Regions from separate parts of the Homo sapiens genome. Here region 1 is linked to region 2. Evidence: chromatin loops called from intact Hi-C (ENCODE). Cell type or tissue: PC-3. All regions are shown on one strand. Each heading gives the region's core, and the rest is flanking DNA. Links, peaks and the distances in the headings are about the cores only. Region 1 has its middle 120 kb from the start of LMNTD1. Region 2 has its middle 120 kb from the start of LMNTD1.

Region 1 (8,344 bases), core at 115-8,114, 230 kb after region 2:
GGTAAATTATTACTTATAATACTTTATTATTACATTGATAAATTATTATTTTACTCTAAAAATTTAGAGGAATTAGACATAATAAAAAATAAAATAAAAATTTATTATTTTGCCACCCCAAAATAACTTACATTAATAACATTTAGTATGTTTAATTTACTTGTTTTTTCTCAGTGTATATAAAACATGCTTAAAAAAAGTAAAAGCTGCAAAAGCCATATTGCTTTGCATCCGCCTCCTTTCATTTGATAAAAGTTAGTCATTTTCCATTTTCCCACAGCAGGCACAATATAAAAGCAAATAATTAAAATAGAACTCCTTATATTTTAAATTAAAATTAATAACAAACATGTGCACTGTTCCTTCTAAAATGTATTTTTTCAAACCACCCAGCTATTATTAAGCTCTGATGCAATAAACAGAATTGCCTGAAGCTGTACTCTGAAGTACAAAAAGAGGATGATCTTCAGGTCTTGGTGAATCTTACTAAGGTTCTATTAACCTAGTCTTTCCACTTCAGTTGTGGCTTGTCCTTTTGTCAAGGAGGCTCCAGTTTAAGGAAGTGGCACAGAGTGGTTCATCCCATCCTGTCCCATCATTTCTTTCAGCAATTCACATGTGCAGCTATCTTCTCTATCCCCCAATACAACAGTGCCTCAAAGCTTCTTTGAACCCTTGTTTTTAATTTATCTCAGGTCAGAGCCCCAATCAAAATTACCACTAGCATCACCAATGCGTTGGCTCTGGCTCATATCATTATAGCCTCTCCTTTGCTCTATTCATTTTCAGGAGTCATTTTATTTCATGCTTTTTTTGTTAGTTTATTTATTTTTAAAGCAAAAGTTTTGAAACTCTTTAGAGTGATGAAATGATTCCACTGTTTCTTACGAGCTATAAAAACATCTTCAGTTTACTAAAGAAATATTTTATTGTGTTATTTTACTTTTTAAAACAATCACTTAAATTATTTCAATAAACTTGTAATTTAAAAAATTGAACATAAGTTTGTGGCTTAAAAATAATAGAGCAAGGTTTTTGTTTTCCTTTGCACTTTTAAATTTCATATGAATTTGGCATATAAGACAGAAACTAAAATACTTTGTCTTATTATGGTGGTCACCAACCACCATTTTTCTGGGACTATACTACTTTAGTGGCCATTTCAGTGGAACTGAATGTCTCTTGTCCTGGGGAAACCCCTCAGTCCCAAGAAAACCAGAATGGTTGGTATTGCTCAGTCAGATAAGCTACATTTACCAAGCTACTAACATTCATGATGTTAGTTGGCATTGTCTAGAACGTGAACAATAGTTTAAACAAATCATACTTTTACCCACTTCATGGTCTGTCAAGTGTGACAATAGTCTATTGTGGTCATTCTGGGAAACATTTTCAGCCCTCTCCATTTCTTACAAAAATATATGATCTCAAAAATGTCTGCGAATTGCCAAAAAGTCCATACGTTGATGCATACATAAATAGCAATTTGACAAACTTGCAAATGCTTCATTTTCCACTGCCCTTTTGCTTCCGGCTACTGGTAGTTCTGAACTGAGTGAAAGTCTGGATAATTCCAAACTTTATGTCTTTCAGATGTGATTTTTTTCCCCCAAAATTTTTAGCAGTGTGTGCTAAAACTAACATTTTCCTATGGTTCTCCAGAGCTGCTGCTCTGCACCAATACAATGCAGCTAACAAGAGGTTTTATGGAGAATGTTCTGTTTGGCAGTGCTGTAATTGAAGGACACCTGCCAGTCTTTTGCCTATCAGTAGGTAAGATTCTGCCCCTGGGAAGTGTGTGCTTGTGTGCTCTCTCTCTCTCTCTCTCTCTCTCTCTCTCTCTCTCTCTCTCTCTCTCTCTCTCATTTTAACAGATGTTGCTAGCAATCTGTCCTCAAGTCATATTTTGTTGGTATGAAAATTCGTTACTGTTTTCACACAGGGCACAGAAAACATTTCATAACATCTGGGAAATAAATGTTTTTATGATTTAACAACAATGAAAAAATACCGACATCTCCTTTTCAGCTCATGCTAGTTTATAACTCACACCCAGGCAACTCCGGTGTGTTAATGCTTATTACTGGAGTGTCTGAGCACCTGGAAAATAGAAGCTCATTGTTTTCGGTAAATGTCTCTCATATTCCACAATGTATAACAGTTTCATATCCCTGAACTTAATTTCATTGTAGACTTGGAAAGTGCTGTCACATTTTTATCCCGATAAAAATAGCAAAGAGCAACTTTTGAAATCTCATTTACTAGATACAGGTTTGAATTTAAACGGAGACCTCAGTTTGAATGGTGACTCACATAATTACTGGGGGACCATATTTTAGTTTTAGAAAATATTTCACGTGAAGAGCTATATCATCACTCAGAGATTTTGGAATTTGTTGTGTACCTCAGATTAAAGAGCCACAACCTTAATGCCCCAATATAAAAGTCATAAGATAGTTAGAATGTTGTTTCAGAATACTGTTTAAAAAAAAAAAACCCACAAAACTCTGCAGAGTTGCATTGTATACAGCTAGATTCCTTAAAATTTGTCAGTTTATAAATATTATTTAAGGATTGTATTGACTCCATATGACTTTTAAGGGACTGCATTTTCCCTGGAATGTCAGTTGTAGATAAATAAAGAAGGATTTTGTAAAATGTCAGGTTGGAAAAATAAAGGCAATGTGGCCTCATTTAGTCATCTAGACTTTGTAATCAGTTAGACGTGGGTATAAGATTCACCTCCACCACTGACTAATTGGTCCACCTTGGAAAAGTTGCTAAATCTCTTCAAGCACTGATTTTTGTCATCTTAAATGCTCTTATGAGAATTAAATGAGATAATGTATAAAAGGGAGTGTCTAACACAATCTCTGACATGTGTTGAGCACTCAGTAAATGAAATATGCTATTATTAGTATCATTAAACACTGGAGGCATGGTTGAGCACAATGGAGGCAATATTCTTAAAGCCATTTCATGCTCCATAGAATCCTCAAAGAATGAGCCTCCCAATTTATGCCATTTGACAGCCCTGCCAGACTTCCAGGTATATCCCAAATGGCATTTTTTTTTTTCAAGAAAACTTCTTTGGTCCCCTCACCTAAATGTGAACATTCACTCTCTTAAATGCCCAAAGTATTGATCATTTGCCACATTAAGTACATAGAGGCACTGGTGTTTAGAGATCTTTGTGTTGACGGTTCTCCTTGGGTTAGGGGTTCTGTTTCACACAGTTTAGCTTTCCCCATTGTCTAAGCTCCTGATATCTGATAGGAAAGTAAAAGAGAACACAGACAACTAAAATTATTGTGTATAATATGTGCAGCAAAAGTAGTAAAACGAAGCTGTTAATATTAAGAGTAGGGAGAGATGATGGCTTGTCATTGGGTAATAAGGAGAGATTGGTTTGGAGGGAGTAGCTTTTAAGTGATTTTAAGGGCCGGAAGGGCTCAAGAGGGCTTTGCAGCGGAAAAAAATGGAGCAAAAGCAACTTCATGAAGAAACCAGTGAACCACAAAGAGTGAGTCTGTTTGATTGAAGCATGTTGAGTGTGTGACTGGTAGAAGACAATTCTGGAAAGGTAGATGTGGCACAGTTGCAGAGAACAGGAAAGGACAGGCAAAGGAGACTGGATTTTATCTGGAGGCCAATAAGGAGTTGCCTAAGCTTTGAGAGAAGGAAGTGACACAGAGAAGGGTGTCAGGTGTTTCCATGACAGCCTTTCAACACTGGACTCATCAACACTCAGATACATTTGCTGACTATCGCCAAAATACCTGCCCCCTATCTGCCCTTTAAAGACAGCTAACCATAACACATACCAAGCCTTGCAAGTATGTAAAGCAAGCAGTAAACTATAGGTCTTGTTTCTGTAATAGAAAGTTAAGTATAGTAGATGGTTAGGAGCCTGGGTTTGGGAAGCAATAGACTTGGGATTCAAATCTTAGCTCTGCCAATGACTAAAGAGTGACCACAACAAATTACTTAACCACTCTCTCACCTATAAAATTTGGTAGTTATCCTATTAACTCACTGGGTCATTGTGAGGTTTAAATGCCATGCATGTGAAGCACTTAGTACCTGATCCATAGAAACTGCTCACAGGACTCTATGACTCATGATTCCTCCCTCTCATCTCTTTGATTCTGGTTCTCTATGGCCTCCAGCGTTTGATACTGATTTCTGTTCTGCATCATGTTTAAAAGTCTGATTGGGCTTCTTTATCATCAGGGACATCTCAGGAAAAGATGATCCACTCAAAGGGCTTAATCCTGAAGAGAGTATCATAAAGGAACTACTTACAGAGATACAGACTGGGTGAAGAAGGCAAGGGATGGCAGAGCATCAATGAATGAGAAATCATGATCATTCTTAGGTGTAAAGGTGTTATTGGAGCTAGAGCTGCAGATGCCCTGTGGCCTTAGAGGAATGCAGCCAGCCTAGAACTCCAAGAGGCAGGAAGGGAGCAGTGTGTGTACAGGGGATAAACATAATCTCTTTCTCCTCCTTCCCTCTAAAGTTTTGCCACATTCATATGGCACAGAGAAAAGTGCAAGTGAGTTAACAGAAACCCCTGATGCCTCTAAAATGATGTGGTATTCATCACATCCACTCACACTCCAAGGGTCAAAGCAAGTTACACGGCCATGCCCAGAGTAAACGAGGCAGGAGATATGATCTCCTTATGGTAAAAGGAGATTGAATAATTCTGAAAAATAGTACAATCTATCACCATAGGATGTTACAACTCTGACCGATTGGAAAGAACAGAATCTTTGGAGTCAGAAAGGCTTGAGTTTGAATTTTGGTATCACCAGCTTCCTAGCTTTGTGGCCACAGAGAAGTTAGAACTCCCTGAGCCTCAATCTCTTAAAATGTAAAAACCTGCCTCACAGGATTGTGTGAATATTAAATATACCAGTACAACGCCCGAAAAATACTATGATATGTGCTTGGTAAATACCAACCTTGGCCTCTTCTTCAAGGATTAACCAGAATGTAATTATCCCAAAGGGAGAAGTCAGGGAATACAAGCCACATGTAAACACATTTTTTTTCCCTAATTTTCCTAATAAAACTAAGGTAGAGTCCCAAATGCCTAATGCTTTTATATACTATATCTCTTTGAACAGTGTAGTAATAAATCACTTAGAGTGAAGGAAGTATAGTATTACTCTTCTGAATAGGATCATTAAATGCAATCAATATCAGAGTAGAATTACTTTATAATTACCTTTATAAATTGATGATTCACTTTAACACCTATTCTTGGCTTATGAAAATGTTATCATAAAGCTATAATAATTATAGTTAGAAAACTGGCCAAATCAAACAGTGAATTATACTCTGTCCTTGGATTGTTTAGACTTCCCTTATGACTGGCCCAGATTATTTTAAAAGTTATTGTCGATTTTTAGCTCATAGTATCTATCTCTTTTAAAATAACAATTATTAGTTGTTACTTTTTATTACGTAAAAAATAACTGTATCTCATACACACACAGACACACACACAAATGAAACAGTACATTTTAATCAAAATAACTAAAAAGTCAAGTCACTCCAAACTAATCAGACAGAGTAAATTCAGTCAATGTTTTAGTATGTATTCTTTCATTTTTTTCCCCTGAATTGATAGGTGGTAGAATGTATGTGTGTATACATACACACAGACATGTATACATATGTATATGTTTATATTGCTGTGTATTTACATATACTTTAACAAAATGGGGTTATATATTTTATTTTATTATTACTATTTTTTTGAGACAGAGTCTCATTCTGTCGCCCAGGCTGTAGTGCAGTGGTGTGATCTCGGCTCACTGCAGCTTGTGCTTCCCAGGTTCAAGCAATTCTCATGCCTCAGCCTCCCGAGTAACTGGGATAACAGGCACACACCACCAACCCTGGCTAAATTTTTTTTGTATTTTTAGAAGAGACGGGGTTTCACCATGTTGGACAGGCTGGTCTCAAACTCTTGACCTTTGGTGATCTGCCTGCCTCGGCCTCCCAAAGTGCTGGGATTACAGGCATGAGCCACCATGCCCAGCATATATTTTATTTTATTGCCTGCTTTTTCATTTAGTTATATACATATATGCCCTTGTTTTAATGATTACATTTATGGTTTCTATGCATATTTTTCAATGAGTACCTTATTATTGGATGTTTGGATTATTTGTCAGTTTTCTATTATTCAGTCTCTTAAACGTAGTTTTCACTAGTCAATATATATGCACTAGAGGAAGCCAGGCCATGGGAATTGTTGTCTGGGACACTAGCTGGATTTTGGCCCTATTCACCCCTACTCACTTCTGTGATCAGATCCCATCCTTGGCAGCTCTGTTCTTAAATGTCTAAATGTATACTAGAAACGTTAAAGAACAATACACATAGAATCTCTCTCAGAATGAATAAGCCTTTTTTGAAATTTCTAGTCATTTTATAGTATCAACAGCTGCCAGATAGTATTTAAAAGTATTTACGTCTTGGTACCATTAACTGCCTTTGCCAAGATTTGTCTTTATTAACTAAGTTCTCTGTGAAAGGGCGTCAAAAATGGCTAAAGTGTTATTGGCTTTACAGGTCACGGATGCATAGAGCATCTTGTGTCCAGTGTTATCACAAAGATGCCTATGGCTAAAAAAACTCAGGTGCAGTCTTTTTTACCCCCTGAAACAAAAATTTTAAAAGCAGCCTTATGTTCTGATTCTTCTTTTGCTTCAGATCAAGGAAATGATTGCTTATAAAGTCCCCAAGAACTACCAATAATGACTCTCAAATGCCCTGAATTGTCATTGTTATAAAAACATGGCTCCTTTTATGGGTGAAACAATTACATATTATTTATTTTTTTCTACATACAAGGAATTAAATGGAAGTCTCCATCTGCATCGGTTAAGAGCTCCCTTTGGAGAGATGGGGAGGCCAATTACCCAGGAGCCATGGAGGCTGATCTTTAGCCTGGCTCCCCTGGTCCCAGCCTTCCATTGTCTCCTGGGATCCTACTGCAGCTCTTTTGATGAATGTGCTGTTGTTGATCTCCTCAGAGAGACGCTGTTAAAGGAAAGGGAAGATTATTTGCAAGTGAGTAGAAGAACGATCCAACAAAAGAATGAAATGAAGTAATTAGTTTCCTGCTATACATAAGCACCCTCACTGCTTTAGAATCTTCAGGCAGTAGTGATTGAGGAAAATAATGACCTTCCCCATGCAAGGCAGAGTCACCTGCAGCCACTGACCAATCACAGGTAAGGCCACCCTCTTTTTTTTTTTGTGATAGAGTCTCACTCTTGTCGCCCAGGCTGGAGTGCAGTGGTGCGATCTTGGCTCACTGCAACCTCCGCCTCCCGGGTTCAAGCGATTCTCCTGCTTCAGCCTCCTGAGTAGCTGGGATTACAGGTACCCGCCAACATACCCAGCTAATTTTTGTACTTTTAGTAGAGATGGGGTTTCACCATTTTGGCCAGGCTGGTCTCGAACTCCTGACCTCAGGTGATCCACCTGGCTCAGGTTCCCAAAGTACCAGGATTACAGGCACGAGCCACCGCATCCAGCCAAGGCCACCCTCTTCTTTACCACAGGAAGAATGGGAGGTTGGGTAACCACAAATTTGTCCTAGTATATTTTTTATCTTATTAAAATCTTTTAAAATGGGGACCACTATTTGACTGACTGGGAGGGCTATGTAAACTAACAATTCCTCAGGGAACTAATTTTTTTTTAATGTGCTATGTATTTTTAAAAGTAGAAAGGTAAGAGATTTGTGGGACAAGATTAGTTGATTAATAATTTTTACTATATGTAAAAGGTACTGTTGTGGCCTAGTACAGCGGGTGTCCAGTTTGGGCTTCCCCGGGCTACATTGGAAGAAGAATTGTCTTGGGCTACAAATAAAATACACTAACACTAATGGTAACTGATGAGAAAAAAAAAAAAAACTACAAAAGTCTCATAATGTTAACAAATTTGTGTTGGGCCACATTCAAAGCCATCTTGGGCTGCATGCAGCCCACGGGCCACGGGTTAGAGAAGCTTGGCCTAGAATAAAGCTCAAAGAAAGTCTAGAAACCTCACCATTATGCTAATCTGGAGAGCCTGAGGTCTGCTATGAATTTCAAAGCTATAAGGAAAGCCTTCTTAAACCTCATCTATGCTGTATCATTTTGGACCAAGGAGGGATATCATGGGTTGTCTACCTCTTAGATAAATGATTTGGACAATTTGACATTGTAGACAATTTGAAAATGTGGAAATACAGATGGGCAATTGGAAAATGGGTACAGCAGAAGGATGAAAAGGAACACCTGTGCATGGCCCTAGTTAGCTACAACTTAGC
Region 2 (8,344 bases), core at 242-8,241:
AACAGTCCTTGTCAACTCACAGCATAGTTCTCTGAGGATGTGTTTCTTTCTGTTTAAATAAAAGAATTCCTGAAACAGGCCAGTAGGTTAATACTTTACACAAAGTCATCCAGAGCAAATATTCTCATACAAATATAGTTGTCATAAGAGGCTCCAAGTGCCTCTTAATACCATACACATATTCAGTCAGCTACTGAAGGGAAGAGAGAATGATTAGAAAGTATGAAGGAAGGAGGCTTGGAGTGGAGAGAAAGGAGAACAATTTGCAAAGACAAAGAAATTTTAAGCCAGATTTAGATAAGAGTACTAGAGCTGGTTTGAATTAGAGGGGAATAAGCTGTGTAAGTTGCCTTCTTTCTTTTACTTCACCTGCAGTTCCTTTGGGAAGCTCTTTGCTGAGCCAGGATTAGAGAAATTTTATTCCTATAACTGTAACTTGTTTTGACCAGCTTGCCCCACCAGTTGAGAGCTATAGTTTGAAGAATTCTCAAGCAAAGAGACTTTACCTGGTTGATGAGTTCAGAATTCAGATAAAGCCTTGAAAGTGGGAATGAGTCATTGTTGGTGCCTGATGGCTATAATTCTCGAAGGTAATCGGGTTTAAAAGCAGTTTTTTTGGTGAATGATGTCATCCTCCATAAAAGCAGATTTTAATTTCTTTTAAGATACCAGTGGAAGTTGTGACCCAGAAATGCCCCAATGAGACCTTACAGATGGCTATTTTCCTGTGCTGTTTGGCATATGTTCATGAAAACCACAGGGGAAAATTGGCTTTGACATGCTTGTGCTTTAAGGTATATGCTGCAGTACCTTGTAAAGGTTCATTTTATTGCCAAATATAACATTCAGTTACCAACTGGAAGTGTAAAAGTTCATATTTTCTTTTTTCTGTTTTTTTTTTTTTAACTTTTAAGACATTATATTTACTAAGATTCTGGCGATAGCTTTATGTAACAAGACACAGCATACCAGGCTTGCTACTCAACTTGTTTATGGTAAGTCTCAGCCTCAATATGAAGCTGTATTTTTTTTAAAAATCAAAACCCTGCTTTTTATATGCTCAATATCTTGGCAAGTGTGCCATTAAACACAGCAGTGAACTTAAGACAGCAAGAGAAAGGAGTTAACAAAAGCTAAACATTGCAGCCTAAACAAACTTCATACAAAAAATAAAGGAACTATCACTGGTTACATGGAATTTTCCTGACTAATTAAAACTTTATGGTATGAAACATGCACTTTAGAATATTTAGTTTTCAAGTTCAAAAAGTACCAGTGTACCAGTGTCTATTTGAAACCATTTCTCTCCAAAGCCAAAGTGTCATCAAAATTAATTCAAATGACCCAGCATATTCTAATGCTAAAAAATATTCAGTATTATTGAAGTGGAGGTAAATCCCAGGGGTTTTGGGGCTTTCTCATGCTGCAAAAGGGCTGTTTCTCTGGTTCATTCAAAGAAGCGTATGACAAAATCCAAGGATGTCCCTAAGCTCAGTAAAAGGCAAGACTCCTGGCACCCAGCTCTGACCTCTCCATAAAGCCTGGCTACTCTTTCCTCAAATACAGGAAGTGTGAGGATCAAAGGCATGTTGTTCTCCTAGCTTAAAGAGACAGCAAAGCACCTCCTCCCTGCATCCTAAAAAGCACCTTTCCCAGGTAAATAAAAGTCTACACGGGGAAAAAATTAAAATACACTGATCTACAGAGTACGGATTTTGAAATGTCAATGTAATCCTTACTTCAAAAATTTTAACTACTTTAAAATTTTTAACATCTGGCCGTTTCTGATTCCACCTTAAAGATGTATTCAAGTTGGATTTCTGTTGATTTATCATTGTACACTTCTAGTCAAAAATATTAATTTTATTCCCAAATATTGTAACCACTAGTGCTACTGCAATGTATTATCTCCCAGAGTTATCAAGCACTGGAAGAGAAAAGAATAGATAAGCAGCAGGCAACATTTACGGCCCTTGCACACAGCGGCATTTGAATAGCTACTGGGTAGTCTGGGGATAATTCTTTTTTTTTTTTTGAGATGGAGTCTTGCTCTTTTGCCCAGTCTGGAGTGCAGTGGCACCATCTCAGTTCACTGCAACCTCTGCCTCCCGGGTTCAAGTGATTCTCCTGCCTCAGCCTTCCAACTAGCTGGGATTACAGGCACCAGCCACCAGGCCCAGCTAATTTTTGTATTTTTAGTAGAGACGGGGTTTCACCCTGTTGGTCAGGCTGGTCTCAAACTCTTGACTTCAGGTGATTCACACGCCTTGGCCTCCCAAAGTGCTGGGATTACAGGCGTGAGCCACTGCGTCTGGCCAGTCCAAGGATAATTCTAAAAACAAGAAAATTCATGCATTATAGTAAATATGTTGTAATTTTCACAGTTGAAATTTCCTTAGACATTGTACTTTCTCTATAAGGGAATCCTGATTTTTCTTAATATTATGATGAGTCAGGACTTGAACTAGCAGCCTTCTTTCTCTTCTTACTGTTTTTCTCATGCTCCTTTTTCCTTTTTTTGTGTTGTTTTTTCTCATTCTTCACTGCTTTTCTTCTTTTTTGCTCTTATCTCCTCAATATACTCTGATTCTGACAAGGACTCAGGTGATAAAGATTTATCTTCAGAATATGGGTTTCTTTTTGCTGAGTCGTTTAATAGCCTTTTTCTTTCTCAGTTGGGTCCTTCTTTTTCTTTAAAAAGAAGTCTTTCTTCCTTATTGTCTTTCTATCCTTACTGTCTGATTCAGTTTCTGACATGGAGCTTTCAGAAGATTTATGTGAATGGTTCTTTTTCTTTCTCCCTTTTCCATGTTTCTTATCCTCATCCTCAGAATCAGAAGAACTGCTGGAAGAATCAGAGCATGATGAAGACGATGAATACCTACCAGATTTATTCTTTTTCTTTTTTTTTCTCTTTTTTTGGATAAGCTCTTACTTTCACTTAACAATTTCTTCCTGTGTTTTTCTAGTTTTTTCTTCAAATTCATACAAAGCCTTGGCGCCTTTTTCTTTTTCTTTTCTAGTTGCTCTTGCACTTCTTCCCAGATAGGCCTTGGTTGACGGAGAGAATCCTGGATTGTTGGCCCTTAAGACTGGATTGGACCCCTTGATCTGGCCATTGCTGTTGGATTCACATAGGCTACCCGATGGTCCTGCTTCTCCTTGGTGCCCGAGTGAGCGCACAGTCACTCATCAAGGGACACGGTCACCCACCAAGGGAAACCTGGCTCGGGAGGCAGCTGAAGTAGGCCTGCCGCAGGTCCTTCTGCACTAAAAGTTCGTATTTTCATGAAAATCTTACCAATGTGTTTAGCAGGCTTGCTTGTTTCATTTTCCCCCCATTAGTCAGTGCCTACTTGGTTTACCACTAGAGGGCATTGTTGGCAGTGATATCAAGAGAAAGCATACTACAGCATTTTGCCAAAAAATTTTGTGCAATCTTTTTCAATTTTCATTTCAGCCAGTAAATAAAAACATACATTTAAAAGCTACTTCATTTAATATTTTATTTTTATATTTTATGCATCCCAAATACTGAGCTTCTAGGCTTTTTGTGTGTATTAATTTAATAAAAGAGAAATCATTGTAAACTTTGGTTCCAGTTTTCCAACAAACGCTAAATCTAGAATCTGTCAGTTTTCCCCCTGCAATGTAATACACTCTCACACATCCTTTCTTGGAATGTTATCGAGCACTTGGAGACTCATTATTTTTTATTTCCCAAAAGAGTGAAACTATTCTATTTTCCATATCATGGCTTTCCTGATATTTGTCAGAGGATCTCAAACTAGCAAGGGACCTTCAGTTTATCTAGTTCAACTATTTATAATAGACAGAATTTCTTCTACACAGTGATGAAGGGCTGTCTAAACCTCAAAATGATAAGAGAAGCGTTTTCCATTTTGGAACAACTGTATTATTTATTGGAAAGTTCATCAGGTGAAGGCAGAAGTTTGCCTCTTTGAAATGTATTGTATCAGATAAGATCTTTTAGTTGCAGATAACAGGAACCAAATCAAGCTTGCTTATGAAAAAGGGGGGTAGATTAATTATTAGAAAATAGAGGTGTCCGGGGCCTTTTGGGGGGTGGGGGGCAAGGGGAGGGAGAGCATTAGGACAAATAATGCATGTGGGGCTTAAAACCTAGATGACGGGTTGATGGGTACAGCAAACCACCATGGCACATTATGCCTACATAAAAAACCTGCACATTCTGCACATGTATCCCAGAACTTGAAGAAGAAAAAGAAAACAGAGGTGTCTTGTGGGCTGTGGGTAACTGGACACCTGAGATCTGTCGGTACTCAATCTCTCTCAGTCTGCTGCATCTGCTTCCTTCTATGTAATTACTTCATTCATTTCTCTCTGCACATCAGGATTTTCTGCTTCTCGCATCCCCATGGTGAAATATGCCATTTGAATGATAAAAATGACAAATAACTTTTGTTACCTAGCTGGAGTAGGCTGTTTCAGCATTCTATGAAGCTGGCCACCTCGGGATGGTGCAGTATGTGATTTGATCTGTCGTTCCCAGGGTCACAGGCCCACTCTCACACTGCCTTCATGGTGAAGTAGGTCTCTTGGTTGGATGCTTTGTTGTGTGGGTTTCCAGGTCTGTGGATGAGGCACTCCATAAGCCCTTGGTAATGGTGCTGGCTAAGGCTGTGCAGGCAGGAAAGGAAAACACACGCTTAGGACAGGTATCTGTCCCTGTGAGGATGAACGGCTGACTGGTCTTTCCAGGATGGAAGGGTTCCATGTGGTCAACTTGCTACTAAGTGGCTGGTTGATTCCCTCAAGGAATATGCCATATTGAAGATTCAATGTTTATTTCTTCGGATGTTCAGAGGTAACAGTAGGTAGACAGGCATTGGTAAGTGAGGTTCATGCTGTCAGGCTCACACATAGCCTCCATTTCTGCCACCATGTCCAGCCTGTTCATGTGTTCATCATGCCTGCTCTGGGTGACCAATGACAAAGACTAGTTAATGTCAAGAGGCTGAGTCATCTCATTTTACTTGGTTGTTCAGTGCTTTTTCCATGGTAGATGCTTTCTGGTGGGTATCCACATGTAAGACACAAGTCTTGACACTTTATACATTCACCCATTTGTCTACCCACATGGCTTTTCCTCAGACTCCTTGTCTCTGATCTTCCAGTCCTTTTCCTTCCAGTTCCCCGCCTGCACAACTAGGCCATTGGCCATTTCCTAGGAATTTATATATATTTTCACCTTGGGTCATTTCTCCTTCTATCCAAAGTGGATGACCAGTTATACTGCTCATAGATCTGCCATTGGGAAGATTTCCTCTTTACTCTCTTTCCCTGAATGTGGTTGTAATGAAGCCACTGTCTATTTTTTGGTTTTCATCCATATACTGAGCCAATCCATCCATAAACCAAGCTTTGGCTTCTTTCTTTCTTTTATCTGGTCATACAGGACCCCTCTGGCCCACCCTCCCTCATTCCCACCCAAATATGTTCATAAGTGCAAGAGTTGGGGGCATTGACTGGTATAGCTGTGCTTGGTGATATGGGGTCTTGGTTTCCTACTCATGAAACTTACTCAAGCCTTCCAGCCCTGTTCAGGTCTAATCCCACATATATCAGCACTCTCTTGCAATGGACTGCTACTAGCAGGACTGGAAGGCATGAGTAAGCATCATGTGGCTTTATGGTTTAGTGGATCCTACAGAATTCAGTGCATAATAAGCATTTCCAGATGGTCATTTGGTCTCTCGTGGTCAATTGTTCCATCACTTCTAGGACCCAAACACACCAAAAATAAGAGCTGTTTTTCAAAGTGCACATAATTTGATGTTGATGGCATGGTTTTGCTCCATAATCTCAGGGGTCTGAGTTGTGATTCTTTCACTTGAGCTTGCCAAACACTCTTTACTACATATTTTCCCACCACATGACACCTCTTACCATGGGGCCTGTTGAATCATATGGACCAAGTGACAGGGCTGATTGCACTGTGGCCTGGTCCTGCTTTGACACCTTTTCCTGCTCAAGGCCCCACTCAAAGCTGGAAGCTTCCCATATCACCTGATACATGGGCTGTAGAAATATTACCAGGCATGAAATGTATTACCTCCAGAGCTCAAGGAAGCTGACAAGTGGTGGCCTTTCTTTGTGGTAGGAGATGGAGACGCAAGATGCAGCAATTTGTCTTTAGTTTGGAAGAGCTAACCCTACACACCACTCACCTACTGGACTCCCCAAAACTTCACTGAAGTAGCTAGTCATGAATCTTCACAGGTTTTATCTCTCATCTCTTGAAATACATGTCAGTGATAATAAAAAATATAGATTTGCCCCTTGTCCCTGGTTTCTGACACAGGTCTTCTAAAATTCTTGGAATTTCCTTAGTGATAGGGGTAATAGAATCATCTTTTGGTATTCATAACAAATATCTTTCAACCATACCTGAGTTTATGCTAGCAGAGTGACTCTTGATGGGCCCCTAAATAGCTTCAGGAGGGGAGCTATTTGCCAGAGGAGTCGACCATTGTAATTAGTGGGTTGAAACTTTCAACTTCACCTCTGAACCTCCAGGGAGGAGAAAGAAACTAGAGATTGAGTTTAATCATGACCAATGGTTTAATCAATCATGCCTACATAGTTGAACCTCCATCATAAACCCTAAATGATAGGATTCAGAGAGCTTCTGGATTGACGAACACATCCAGGCGCTGGGATAGTGGTCCTCCCAGAGAGGGCATGGAAGCTCTACATTCCTTCTCCCATACCTTGCCCTTTGCATCTTTTCCATTTGGCTGTTGCTAAATTGTATCCTTTATAGTAAAGCAGTAAGTAAACTGTTTTCCGAAGTTCTGTGAGGCCTTGTAGCAAATTAACAAACCTGAGGTGGGGATTGTGGGAGCCCCATTTTGTAGCCACGTCAGACAGAAGTATGTGTTCACTGGAGACCCAATACTTACAACTGGAGTCTAAAGTAAGAGCATCCTTGTGGGACTGAGTCCTTAAATCTGTGGGGCCCAACTCGAATCCCACATAGTTAGTGCCAGAATTGGATTGAATCATAGGACACTCAATTGGTGTCAGAGGATTGGAGAGTTGCAGACTTTTTTGGTTAAGGAAAAGACCCTACACATTGATATCATAAGTGTTGTAAGTAAAAACAGCACAGAATGTCTTACCAAGGCCACCAGTATACTAGCTACCTCCTGCTTGACCTGTCCAAAGCATATGATGTCATGATGTAGTAGATGAGTGTGATATTCTATGTGATGTCCAGGTGGTCCAGACCTTTTAGGACCATATAGTAGTTCCTTATTATCCGTAGGAAATATGTTCCAAGATTCTCAGTGTGTGCGTGAAACTGTGGATTGTAGTGAACCCCATACATACTATGCATGAGTTTCTTTTTCCTTCTCAATTTAACAGATAGAAGATTCATTCTAACCATAGGTCTTAACAACCTCAGCATATGAGAACTTTTAGTTTCAACTTAAAGGAAGCAATTTACAGCTTTTCTTTGGCATATCGAATTGCCAGCATCACTACTCTTGCATTTTGAGGCCATTATTAAGTGAAATAAGGGGTATTTGAGGAAGCACTGTAATACTGTGACAGTCGATCTGATAACAGAGATGGCTGCTAAGTGACTAATGGGTGGGTAGTGTACACAGTGGAGAGATGCTGGACAAAGGGAGGATTCACGTCCAGGGTGGGCTAGAGCAGGACAGCTTGAGATTTCATTCTGCTACTCAGAATGGCATGCAGTTTAAAACTTTGGGCGAGGGCACCACACTAAACGTGTTCTTGATCCTGTCTGGGTACTCTTCCTGCATCTTGCTGATGAGGAAAGTACCCATCCCAGACCCAGTCCCCCGATCCAAAGAGTGAGCCATCTGGAAACCCTGTAGGCAGTCACAGCTCTCAGCTTGGATTGTTTATTTCCTGAATTTTCCACGTAATACGTTCATACCATGGTTGACCATGGATAACCGAAACTGTGGAAAGCAAAACCACAGATAAGGTGGGACTACTGTATTGTGAACAAGGGCAGAAGAATTCACGTAACATAAAGGCAAAAATATAGGAGAATATTACCCTCTATCCCATGTGAATGTGAAAGATTTATTATCCTGTTTTCTATTAGGGATGGAAAAAAGCACATGTGCCAAGTCAGTGAGCACATACCACGTACCTGAGGTTTAATTAATCCAGTCATGTTACCTCTTCCAGCACCACAGCTACAATTCAAGTACTTCTTGGTTAAATCTACAGTAGGCTATAGTCAGTCTCAAGGATCTATCTGGCTTCTGAAGGAATGAGATTGCTTGCTTATGTGGAGAAATAAGGGGTCATTATC

Evidence for each region. Hi-C counts contacts between places; a loop is a spot of excess contacts. Peaks named below come from ENCODE experiments on the same cell type or tissue, not always from the same donor. Only the 100,000 strongest peaks of a DNase experiment are listed, where the experiment ranks them.
Region 1: it touches region 2 in a loop (4-fold over the local background); 4 of 110 quality-filtered maps call a loop at or near these places.

The regions. Positions count from the first base shown.
Region 1 is chr12:25,666,807-25,675,150 of GRCh38, forward strand. No RefSeq gene overlaps it. Among named protein-coding and RNA genes, the nearest start is that of LMNTD1, 120 kb to the left of the region's middle. In PC-3, for the core only: no CTCF peak of the experiment used is centred there; a DNase peak (open chromatin) is centred at 4,055; H3K27ac peaks cover 1,513 bases.
Region 2 is chr12:25,433,140-25,441,483 of GRCh38, forward strand. It overlaps the pseudogene FAM133GP and the pseudogene TUBB4BP1. Among named protein-coding and RNA genes, the nearest start is that of LMNTD1, 120 kb to the right of the region's middle. In PC-3, for the core only: a CTCF peak has its summit at 3,350 (motif pointing right); a DNase peak (open chromatin) is centred at 3,362; H3K4me3 peaks cover 804 bases.